Regions from separate parts of the Homo sapiens genome. Here regions 1 and 3 are each linked to region 2. Evidence: chromatin contacts called from ENCODE Hi-C or POLR2A ChIA-PET data. All regions are on one chromosome and are shown on one strand. Each heading gives the region's core, a stretch centred on a gene start or an enhancer-like site at or near the end of the contact. The rest is flanking DNA. Distances are from core to core; before and after follow the strand shown. Region 1 overlaps USP48 (ubiquitin specific peptidase 48). Region 2 overlaps LOC105376856 (a long non-coding RNA gene). Region 3 overlaps HSPG2 (heparan sulfate proteoglycan 2).

Evidence for each region. A loop is a pair of places that touch in the nucleus more often than their neighbours do. ChIA-PET counts read pairs that join two places held with the same protein, here RNA polymerase II (POLR2A). Pooled maps may share reads with other maps.
Region 1: a loop to region 2 is called in a pooled map, with 2.0 times the contacts of the local background. The contact joins two enhancer-like sites. A Hi-C loop is called at or near these places in 1 of 50 pooled maps. POLR2A ChIA-PET finds 5 or more read pairs at or near these places in 2 of 52 experiments (activated T-cell and activated naive CD8-positive, alpha-beta T cell).
Region 3: a pooled map of heart left ventricle shows a loop between it and region 2 (2.5-fold over the local background). The contact joins two enhancer-like sites. A Hi-C loop is called at or near these places in 1 of 168 maps with a recorded cell type or tissue (chondrocyte) and 1 of 50 pooled maps.

What each region holds. Positions count from the first base shown.
Region 1 is chr1:21,763,115-21,766,566 of GRCh38, forward strand. The region is part of intron 1 of USP48 (ubiquitin specific peptidase 48); the gene reads right to left. Among named protein-coding and RNA genes, the nearest start is that of USP48, 18 kb to the right of the region's middle. Within about 2 kb of position 1,782, at least 18 of the 41 ENCODE cell types and tissues checked have a DNase peak (open chromatin) inside an H3K27ac peak, as active enhancers do.
Region 2 is chr1:22,413,112-22,416,683 of GRCh38, forward strand. LOC105376856 (a long non-coding RNA gene) reads right to left here. Exons shown (of 3, transcript XR_947058.2): 3 at 3,220-3,572. Among named protein-coding and RNA genes, the nearest start is that of ZBTB40, 37 kb to the right of the region's middle. Within about 2 kb of position 1,345, at least 9 of the 41 ENCODE cell types and tissues checked have a DNase peak (open chromatin) inside an H3K27ac peak, as active enhancers do.
Region 3 is chr1:21,893,186-21,896,878 of GRCh38, forward strand. HSPG2 (heparan sulfate proteoglycan 2) reads right to left here. Exons shown (of 97, transcript NM_005529.7): 2 at 2,990-3,125; 3 at 2,737-2,781. Among named protein-coding and RNA genes, the nearest start is that of HSPG2, 42 kb to the right of the region's middle. Within about 2 kb of position 1,613, at least 5 of the 41 ENCODE cell types and tissues checked have a DNase peak (open chromatin) inside an H3K27ac peak, as active enhancers do.

The DNA.
Region 1 (3,452 bases), core at 532-3,031, 650 kb before region 2:
AAATATTACCACAATAAGACTTTCAAAAGCTACTATGAGAAGCTGGGAGCAATCTGTATTATTAGGCCCCACAACACTGGCATTGTTCTTTTTAAATTTTCTTAAATTAATTGCTTGCTAGGTATCACTGAATACGTCTTCAGTCGGCTAGAACACCACCACAGCAGAATGCCAAGTGCAGGTGACCTGTGATAGACTACCACCCCAGGCCAAACCTATGGCTCCCGAGCCTCTATGGCCACACTTCAGGTGGGAACCAAAAAGCCAATGGCGGTGCTTTGCATTAAAAGGGCTTGGGCTTTCTAAACTTCTAAATTGTTGCTAAGCCTTTCATACATAGCCCAATATGGGGGGGCGGGGTTGTGTTTGTTCTCTTACTTGGAGAGGTAAAGAATCTACTTAACAAACACAAATAACAGCTGGGCGCAGTGGCTCACGCCTATAATCCCAACACTTTGAGAGGCCAAGGCGGGCAGATCACCTGAGGTCGGGAGTTCGAGACCAGCCTGGCTGACATAGAGAAACCTCGTCTCTACTAAAAATACAAAAAATTAGCCAGGCGTGGTGGCACATGCCTGTAATTCCAGCTACTCAGGAGGCTGAGGCAGGAGAATCACTTGAACCCAGGAGGCAGAGGGTGCGGTGAGCCGAGATCATGCCATTGCACTCCAACCCTGGTAACTAGAGAGAAACTCTGTTTCAAGAAAAGGAAGGGAGGAAGGAAGGGAGGGAGGGAGGGAGGACGGATGGACAGGCAGACACAAATCACAGTTCTAATTATAAGCTGTTACTTCTAAAGCCAGCCTTAGCAGCACAGCAGAATGCCAACCACAGAGGGCTGTAGCCTCTCCCATTCGTCATTCTCCAATGCCCCTAACTCCATTTTATCCCTCCTTAGGAGTAGGCCCCAGGTATCAAGGATCATTTATCATCATGTGTGTGCCAATTTCCTTACAGTAGAAAAACAGTTATGTGTACCTGTGTCTATCAACTATCAAAACAGATCAAGGAGGTTGAGTGTTTCACAAAATATGAGACAGTGTCTGGGAGCAGTGGTTCACACCTGTAGTCCCAGCAATTTGCAAGGCTGAGGCAGGCAGATCACTTGAGGCCAGGAATTTGACACCAGCCAGGCCAATATGGCGAAAACCCATCTTTACTAAAAATACAAAAAATTAGCCAGGTGTGGTGGCATATGCCTATAGTCCCAGCTGCTCAGGAAGCTGAGACAAGAGAATTGCTTGAACCCGGGAGGCAGAGGCTGCAGTGAGCTGAGATCACGCCACTGCACTCCAGCCTGGGCATCAGAGAGAGACCCTGTCTCCAAAAAAAAAAAAAAGCCTGGGCGCAGTGGGAGGCCGAGGCTGGTGGATTATGAGGTCAGGAGTTCAAGACCAACCTGGCCAAGATGGTGAAACCCTGACTCTACTAAAAATACAAAACTTAGCCAGGTATGGTGGCAGGTGCTTGTAATCCCAGCTACTCTGGAGGCTGAGGCAGAGAACTGCTTGAACCCGGGAGGCGGAGGTTGCAGTGAGCCGAGATCGTGATTGTGCCACCCCACACCAGCCTGGGTGACAGAGTGGCACTCCGTCTCAAAAAAAAAAAAAAAAAAAGACTTGATTACATAGGCATGACTGATTGAATCACTGGCCACTGGAGATTAGCAACCTTTAGTCCTCTCCCCTCCCAGAGGTCAGACTAAAAAGTTCTAAACCTCTCATCGTGGTTGGTTCTCCTGGCAACCAGCCCATGTGGAGGCTACCAAGAGCTCCCAGCCATCAGTCATTTCATTAGCATACAAAAAGACACTTAGTCACTTCAGAGATCCCAAAGGTTTTAGGAGCTGTGCCAGAAGTAGTACAAAGACTAAGCATATATTTCTTATAAATCAAAATATCATATAACCCTGCAGGAAAAATAACTAAAGAAAACATCTCAAAAATGTTAAATGACAACAATGTTTTTGTTTCAATAATTCTACTTCTGGGCACAGGTCCACCAAACTTGAGTAATAACAGCACAATGGCAATGCCATAGTACGATAAGGAATTCAGATAATTTAATGGGTACTTTGTTCCAAGACTGCACTGTATGAGAACACCAACGTGTTAGGCAGAGGATAGGTTCCAAAAGGTTTGGTTATGACGTACTAAGCAGACATCTGCTGTGATTTTAGGCCAGGGACACACTTTGGCAGCAGTAAACAGGACAGACCGGGCGGGGTGTGGTAGCTCATGCCTGTAATCCCAGCATTTTGGGAGGTCGAGGCAGGCGGATCACTTGAGGTCAGGAGTTTGAGACCAGCCTGGCTAATATGGTGAAACCCCGTTCTCTACTAAAAATTCAAAAATGTGCCAGGCATGGTGGCACGCGCCTGTAGTCCCACCTACTCCAGAGACTGAGGCAGAAGGCTCGCTTGAACCCGGGAGGCGGAGGTTGCAGTGAGCCGAGATCACGCCACTGCACTCAAGTCTGGGTGACAGAGCGAGACTCTGTCAAAAAAAAAAAGGGGGGGACAGCCCGAAGCTGAACAAGGCATGAGACGTTCCGAAGCTAAACAAGGTGTGAGACATAACTAACAATTTTTCTAGTGGAAGATGAGGTCTTAAAAAGCCAATTTAGGCCGGGTGTGGTGGCTCACACCCGTAATCCTAGCCCTTTGGAAGGCTGAGGTGAGTGGATCACCTGAGACAGGAGAATAGTTTGAAACTACGAAGCCGAGGTTGCAGTTAGCCGAGATCCCATGGTGCTCCGGCCTGGGCAACAAAGTGAGACTCCATCTCCAAAAAAAAAAAAAAAAAAAAAAAAAAAAAAAAAAAAGGCAATTCAGTGGGAATAGGAATGGAGGAAGTTCAAGCATATTGATGGGAAGAAATCAATAGAACTGGGGACTAATAAGATGCAACAGGCAAGAAAGGAAAGGAGAAATCTGGAATGATGCCCAAAATTGTAACAAAAAGATTTTCCAGGCTGGATGTGGTGGCTCACACCCGTAGTCCCAGCACTCTGAAAGGCCGAGGCGGGAGGATCACTTGAGGCTAGGAGTTCAAGACCAGCCTGGCCAACGTGGCAAAACCCTACTAAACTTCTACTAAGAATATAAAAATTAGCTGGGTTTGGTGGCGAATGCTTGTAATCCCAGCTACTCCAGAGGCTGTCATGAGAATCACTTGAACCCGGGAGGCGGAGGTTGCAGTGAGCTGAGATCATGGCACTGCACCCTAGCCTAGGTGACACAGCACAAAAAAAAACAATGTTCCACAAGTCAAAAATTGTGTTCAGGGAGTAGAAAAGTAGTAGGCTAGGTATCAAAGGGTATGAATGACTAAGTTCCTTCTATAATATATTGACTATAGGTAGGAGATACACTTTCAGTTCTGTTTTGGTAGATCTCCAATGATCTGTCATTTAAGAGTACACACGATGAGTGGAAAATTTATAATCAAAGA
Region 2 (3,572 bases), core at 95-2,594:
GTGACCACCCCATGTGACAGAGACAATGACATTCAACATCTGGGTAGCAGCTTATGTGAGGTCATGACTCAGTGCCCAGCACATGGCAAGTACCCAGTGAGTGGTGGCTGCTTTCATTACTTAATAGCAATCTCCCTGGCCCAGACCTTCTTACCAGGCTCATACTTTCCAGCACACTGAACTGGGATCAGGAGGTCTAATTCTACTCCCAGCTCTGACATCCACTTTCTGTGGGACCCTGGATGTCTAACCTCCCCGGGCCTCCATCTCCTCATCTGTAGAACGGAGAAAATCATACCCTCCTCACAGGGCTGCTGGGAAGACAACCAGAGAGACAGGCTATGGGGGCACTTTGCATGCTATAGACAAGGGGCAGCAAACTACCAGGGACAAATCCAGCATGCCACTTTGTAAATAAAGTTTTGTTGGAATGCATCCACCCTCATCCACATACGTATTGTCTGTGGCTGCTTTCACACAACGGTAACAGAGCCAAATAGTTGCAACAGAGACTAAAGGTCTGCAGAGTCTAAAATATTTAGTATCTAGCCCTTTAAGGAAAAATTTAGCTGCTCCTGCTATTGAGCGATTATTCCCAGGTGTTAGCAGCCTTCCTCCTTCCTCTTCCCTGGGAGATGCTCACTCTCAGGCCCTCCCCAAAGGCTGGTGCAAGGCCTGGGTATCTCCTCTTTGACAAGGTTTCCTGGTGACTCTGATGAAGAAAGGCCCTTGGTCCAGACTGCAAAACACACCAGGGTAGTGGACTCAGACAGACTTGAGATCAAATCCCCGTTCTATCACTTCCCACCTGTGTGACTGCAGACAAGTTGCTTAACCTCTCTGAGCCTCAATGTACTTATCTACAAAATGTGGACAACAATGCCTATCCCTTAGAGCTCCTGGGAAGATTAAATGAGACAATGTCTATAAAGGGCTCAGTCAGGCCTGACACAGGATGGGTGCCTGGTAATTGACAGGTTTTTCTTCCTGCATCCCTAAACTAATTTAGTCCCTGGGTATGCTGCATCTTCTCAGTTCTCCCAGAACCCTCCTAGCTTCTCCCTTTCTGCCCCACTGTGGCCTCTTAGGGGGACTCTGCCCCCCATCTTTGTTGAAGGTCCTTCTTCCCCAGCAGGGAGAGGTACATTTGCTGAGAGGCAGCGCTGGGGAGCTGGTCTGATAGAGCCTGGAGTCCTCGGCCCATTTCTGACACTGAAACACCAGCTCCGTGTTTACACAAGGACTCTCATAATATTTGCTTTCTGTGGCCATTATTTGTCCAGGGGCTGACGTCAGATGAAGACAAGCAACTCCCCACTAGCGCTTTCAAAGCACAAGGTCAGCACCTCCCTGTCCCCGCTCCACTGTCCCATCCCCTGGCTCCTTGTCTCAGTTTTCTAAACTAACCACACTCCAGGCTTTGGGTGACTTAGCAAATGTGTTGGCGTGGGACCAGCAGAAAGGCAGATTCTGGTCCCAGCCTGTCGCTAACTAGCTGGGCGACCTTGGGAGGGTCTGGGTCCTCTCCCTGGGCCTCAGTTGCCTCCTCTGTGCCCTGGGAGGGTCGCTTCCAGCGCCACAATTCCATGACTGTGGAACTTCAAGAACCCCCCAGGCTGGGAGATTCCAGCACCCACTGTCACTCTCCTTCCCCACCCCTCCACCCTTCTCAAGCTGCCTAAGAGTGGGAGGAAAGTGAACAGAAATTGTGAAAACAAAGCCACACTTCGACTTAACTACAACCCTGCCGACAGCACAATCTTTCATCAAGATAGAAAATAAGAAGTGAAAAAAGCTACAAGGCTTCAACTGGGCATTTTAACATGGAGGTATGTCCTCCAGCACAGCAAATACCCTGCACCCTGACCAGGGTGGGGAGCCTGTGAATGGACATAAGTCCAGCCTCTTCCACCCATCTGCCACTCATATGAGAAGGTTGCCGGGTGCCGTGGCTCATGCCTGTAATCCTAGCAATTTAGGAGGCCAAGGCGGCCAGATCGCCTGAGAGAGGTCAGGAGTTCGAGACCAGCCTGGCCAACATGGTGAAACGCCATCTCTACTAAAAACACAAAAATTAGCCAGGTGTGGTGGTGTGCGCCTGTAGTCCCAGCTACTGGGAAGGCTGAGGCAGGAGAATCACTTGAACCTAGGAGGCAGAGGTTGCAGTGAGCCGAGATTGCACCACTGCACTCCAGCCTGGGCAACAGAGTGAGACTCCATCTCAAAAAAAAAAAAAAAAAAAAAAGAGGTAAAGAGGTCAAGCTGCAGGTAAAGCCACCTATGTCACAGGGCCAGCTCTGCTTCCCAGGGAGGGGGAAGAATCATGCGTATAAGTCCAAGGGGAGAAAAAAAAATGGCAAAACCAATCCAGGGAGTTACTGACCCCACTGAAATGTGGATCCATACCAAAGACATACGGGTCCACACCTCCAAAGGACTAAATAAAGGACACTCAGCTGAAACCTCAGCCCGAGGGACTTTAGTAGGTCACATCAAACCCTTTCCTGACTTGGCATGGGCCAGTGCGGGACAGTCCAGTAGTTTAAGCAAGTCTATGGAGCCAAACAGACCTGGGTCTGAATTCCGGTAAGGCCACCCAGTGGCTGGGTGACCCAGGGGGAGCTATGGCGCCTCTCTGAGCCTGGGTTTTCCCAGCTATGAAATGGAGATGATAATAATTCATACCTCTTGGGGCTGTTGTGAGAACGTAAGGAACAGTTCAGTGCCTATGCCAGTTTGAAGGTCATACGGGGCCCTAGCCAAATGATCTTCTCCTTGGGTTACTGGATGATTCTTCAAGGGTGATAACCATCAAGACCTACTCTGGCGGATCAGGCACGGTGGCTCATGCCTGTAATCCCAGCACTTTGGGAAGCAGAGGCGGGCAGATCATCTGGGGTCAGGAGTTTGAGACCAGCCTGGTCAACATGGTGAAACCCTCTCTCTACTAACAATATAAAAATTAGCCAGGTGAGATGGCTCATGCCTGTAATTCCAGCACTTTTTGAGGCCTAGGCAGGTGGATCATTTGAGTTTAGGAGTTTGAGACCAGCCTGGCCAACATGGTGAAACCCCATCTCTACTAAAAATACAAAAATTAGCTGGGTGTGGTGGTGTGCACCTGTAATCCCAGCTACTCGGCAAGGCTGAGGCAGGAGAATTCCTTGAACCCAGGAGGCAGAGGTTGCAGTGAGCTAAGATTGCACCATTGCACACTCCAGCCTGGGCAACAGAGCAAGACTCCATCAAAAAATAAATAAATAAATAAAACCCACTCTGGCATGGAGAACATCTGAGTTCTTTGAAGCACTCACATGTACATTCTCATTTGTAGCACTTCTCACAACAGTGCCATAAGGTGGGTCACTCTCCACAGTCTGCAGATACAAAAACTGAGGATCGAACAGACAAAGCCATTTGTCCAGAGCTCACCACAAGCCCTCGCCCTGAAGCCCAGGACTTTGACTCCTAGTCATTGCTCTGGCACCTCCTTCCACAGGCTCAGATCCTACTGACCCCATGTGGCCTCGGTGGGTCCAGCTGTGTCCAGAGGCCTCCCAGACACTGGCTCC
Region 3 (3,693 bases), core at 363-2,862, 520 kb before region 2:
GGGTCCCTGTGGGTCCCTCGGGTGGGCCCAGGATTGGCCTGTGCTGGGGTGGACACAAGTGGCCTCTGGAATGCAGGGCCTGGTCCCTGCAGGGCTGCTGCACCCATCTCTGCCCGTCAACACCCCATGGGGAAGAACGCCCGCCAGGGTTCCAGCCCACTGTGTTTAGATCTGTGGGCCCAGGGTGGGCCTGGCTGTGTCCTGGGCAGGGGCAGTGGCTGGCCTAGCCCCTGGACTCTGCAGGGAGGTGCCTCTGAGCCTCTTGTGTGACTCGCAGCAAAGTGCAGGTTGGGGAGGAAGAGAACAGGGAGAAAGGAGAGAAAAGGAAGAGTGGGGAGAGAGGATGGGGAGGGAGGCAGAGGGAGAGCAGCGCTCCCACCTGGCCAGGGCCTGGGTCACTTACTGAGAGGGGACTCCTCATCAGGCTCCGAGACCATCATGCCAGCCACGGGCGGGCGGCCCAGGGGCTGCCCTGAGCCTGCAGAGTAGAGACAGAGAAGGAGGCAAGAAGGGACATTGACAGCGAGGGAGACGAGATGGAGAGAAGCAGAGAGAGAGGCAGAGACATTGCAAGAGAGAGGGAGACACAAAGAGACAGAAAGACAGAGACAGAGATAAAGAAAGTGGGGCGGGGGAGAATGAGAGAGAAAAGGTAAGACAAAGGTGAAGAAAAAGGCAGAGGGAAAAAGAAAAAAAAAAAAGAACAGGCAGAGGGGAGAGAGGGAAAGACAGAGGGCGACAGAAGCAGAGATGGTGAGCCAGAGAGAGGGAGAAGAACAGGATGAGGCAGAGGGAGGAGGCGCAGAGACAGACACTCAAGGAGTGGGGAAGAGGGCCCAGGGCAGGGAGGACAGGGGACACACACAGACATGCCGACAAGGGTCAGAGCAGGACACACGGGCATGGGGGAAGACAGAAAGAGACAGGTCAGAACATGGAAAGAAACTGGGGGAGGAGACGTGGGAAGGGGTCCTAGGGAGGGGAGGCTATCAGGGACGGGTCTTGACACACAGGGGGCTGGAGCTGAGCCAGGGAGCCACAGCCATGCCCAGGGGGAGGAGGGGAAGAGCCATCTCAGGGGCTGGAGTCCAGGGTCTGGGACTGGGCCAGAGGCTAGGCATGGCCCCATGACAGGCAGGATGGCTCTGGCTCATGGGCGCAGTGGGGGCACTGCCCTTGGTCAAGTCTGAGTGGGCACCCTGGGACCCCAGGATCAGGGAGGCACACCTGCTGCCTCCCTGACTGGCATTCAGCCCAGCTGCCTGGACCTGCCCCAAGGGCAGCTGGCAGGAGCCAGGGTTTGGCCTGGAGGGTCTGAGGCCCCACCTGTTCCCACTTGCGAGGAAAGGCACCTACCCTGGTCTTGGGCCCCCTACAGCTGCTGTGCCCTGTTCCCCACCTCTTCCCCCTCTGGCCTCGTCTGCCCTCACAGCTGCTTCTCAGGAAGGGCAGGTGGGCTGGCCAGGACTGCCCAGCTGGGGCAGAGCTGCTGCAGTGGGCAGCCCCCGGGGAGGGGCTGGAGATGGTTCATGAATGGACAGGGTGATCTCAGAGGCAAGCCTGGCTTGGCCAGAGGCAGCTCCAGGGACACATTAGCATAGGCCATTCCAGGACGGGACGTGCCATGTGTGCCTGGGGCCCACCTGACACTCCCTCTCCCAAGCCCCACCCAGCTCCCAGGCATCCTGCAGCCTCGTGGAGACCTACACATGGAAATGGAAAACCTTCAGGCAGAGCCCCAAGTCCAGGCTCTGGGAGGTCACAGTCAGGACCAGGTTACCCAGTGACCTACCCTCCTGTCTACACTGACCCAGTTAGGATGCTACCCACTGGCATTTGAAGGCCCCGGATATGTCAGCTAAAGGGAGGTGACTCCACCCCTGAAGTAGGCCCAGGCCAGATTTGGCCAAGGCCTGCCTAGGGTGAAGGCAGCCCTGGATGCCACGGGATGGCCCAGTAGTTGGTCTGACCTGAGCACCTGCTCCATCCTTGGCCCTGGTCACAGATTGTCCCAGGAGCTGCCTCCCAGAGAGGGCAGTAGGAACCATAAAGAGCCACAGGGCCTTGTCCTGGGGTAGGTCCTTCTCCACCCAGTATCCCAGAGTGGAAGGAAGCAGGGACTATAAGTCCCCATCCCAGTGCTGGGCCAGTCTGACCAGGGTGGGGGCTGACTCTCCTCCCTCCAAGAGCCTAGCCTTGCCTCCCTAAGCTAGGAACCCTTGCTTCCCAGCCGATGACCCACCTTAAGGCAAGGTTCTCTCCCAAGCCTAGCGTCAGGCTCGATCTGTGCTCTGCATGCCCTGCTGCCTGCCTGAATGCCCGATTCCACAGAGCCCCTCTGTTCCACTTGTCTTTGCCTGGGATCCCCAGCTCTGTGCCCCCAGGAGGGCTCTGGGGAAGGACTCAACAGCTGAGCTGCCCTGGGAGGTGAGAACTTTGCTTTGAATGTGAAACAGCTGACTGGCTGTCAGTCCCCAGCAGAACTGGGCTTTACCTGCCCAGTGCCCTGATACCTGTGCCTGTGGCATGGGCAAGCACAGGACCTGGCCACACCAGCCTTGCAGGGACCTGCCAATCAGTCTGCACAACTGTCACTCAGCAGGTTAAGAGATCACACCCACTTCTTCTTGCTTTGTACCCCAGGGCAGGCCCAAGGAGCCCTCAGCCCAGGAGACTGGCTCTGGGGCTTCCCTGGGGGACAGGAGGGAGACCTGCAGGAGGCCTGCAGCAACTTACCCATCTGGAAGTCCCCGCTGCCCAGGTCCCCACTGCCCAGGTCGTCTATAAGCAAAAAAGAGATGTAATCAGCAACAACAAGTATTTGTTGAGTACCTACTGGGTGTCAGGCACTGTTCTGGGCACCTAGTATACAGTGGGACAGGGTTGAGAAAGCTCGGAATGGTCGGTCACCCTCCTCCCCCATGCCAGTGGGAAGAAGCACAGTCTCACCCCCCACCCCTCTGCTCCCAGCCTTGGATCCTTGGCTCACCTCCTGAGATGCTGTCAGCCAGCATGTCCTCATCATCAGAAAGGTACGAATGTGTCCAGCGCATTTGGCTTGCTGTGACGGTCTCTATGTCCTCAGGCAGAGACAAGCCATCGTATGCCCTCAGCCCATGGGTCACCTGTAAGCAAACGAGAGCTGATTGAGTCACTCTCTCCAGCTCCCACTGAGCCCCACGGTCCTTCCCCTCACTTCCAGGGGGACCCAGAATCCCACCTTCAGGCCCCTTAGTGGTTAAATTTGACTTAGTATGGCTCAGTGAGCCAGGCTGGGGCTGAACCCTTTTGATTCAGTTTCCCCAAGTCCCATTAGCCCCTGGAGGCTTCAGAGCCCAACCCTGCTATTTCCGAATGAATCCTCAAATAAAGCAGACAATAAAATGTAAATCACTTTGGTAAGTAAAGACTCCTTTTCCTTTGGAGAAGGCAAGGGACACCCAGGACATGAGTGAGTGGATGGGGGGATGCGGGCGGGTAAAGGGGTGGCCTCGGGCAGCGCAGATGGGGGGCACAGGCAGGTGGAAGGCTGGCCAGGGTCAGCATGGGTGGGGACACAGGCAGAAGTCAAGGGCGAGCTGCTCAAAGCCGTTGCCTCCCCAGGCAGCTCCTCCCCAGGCCATTTGGCTCCTCTTCCTGCCTCACTCTGGCCTGCCCGTCTCCAGGCTGCAGGGAACACATTCCACTGTGTTG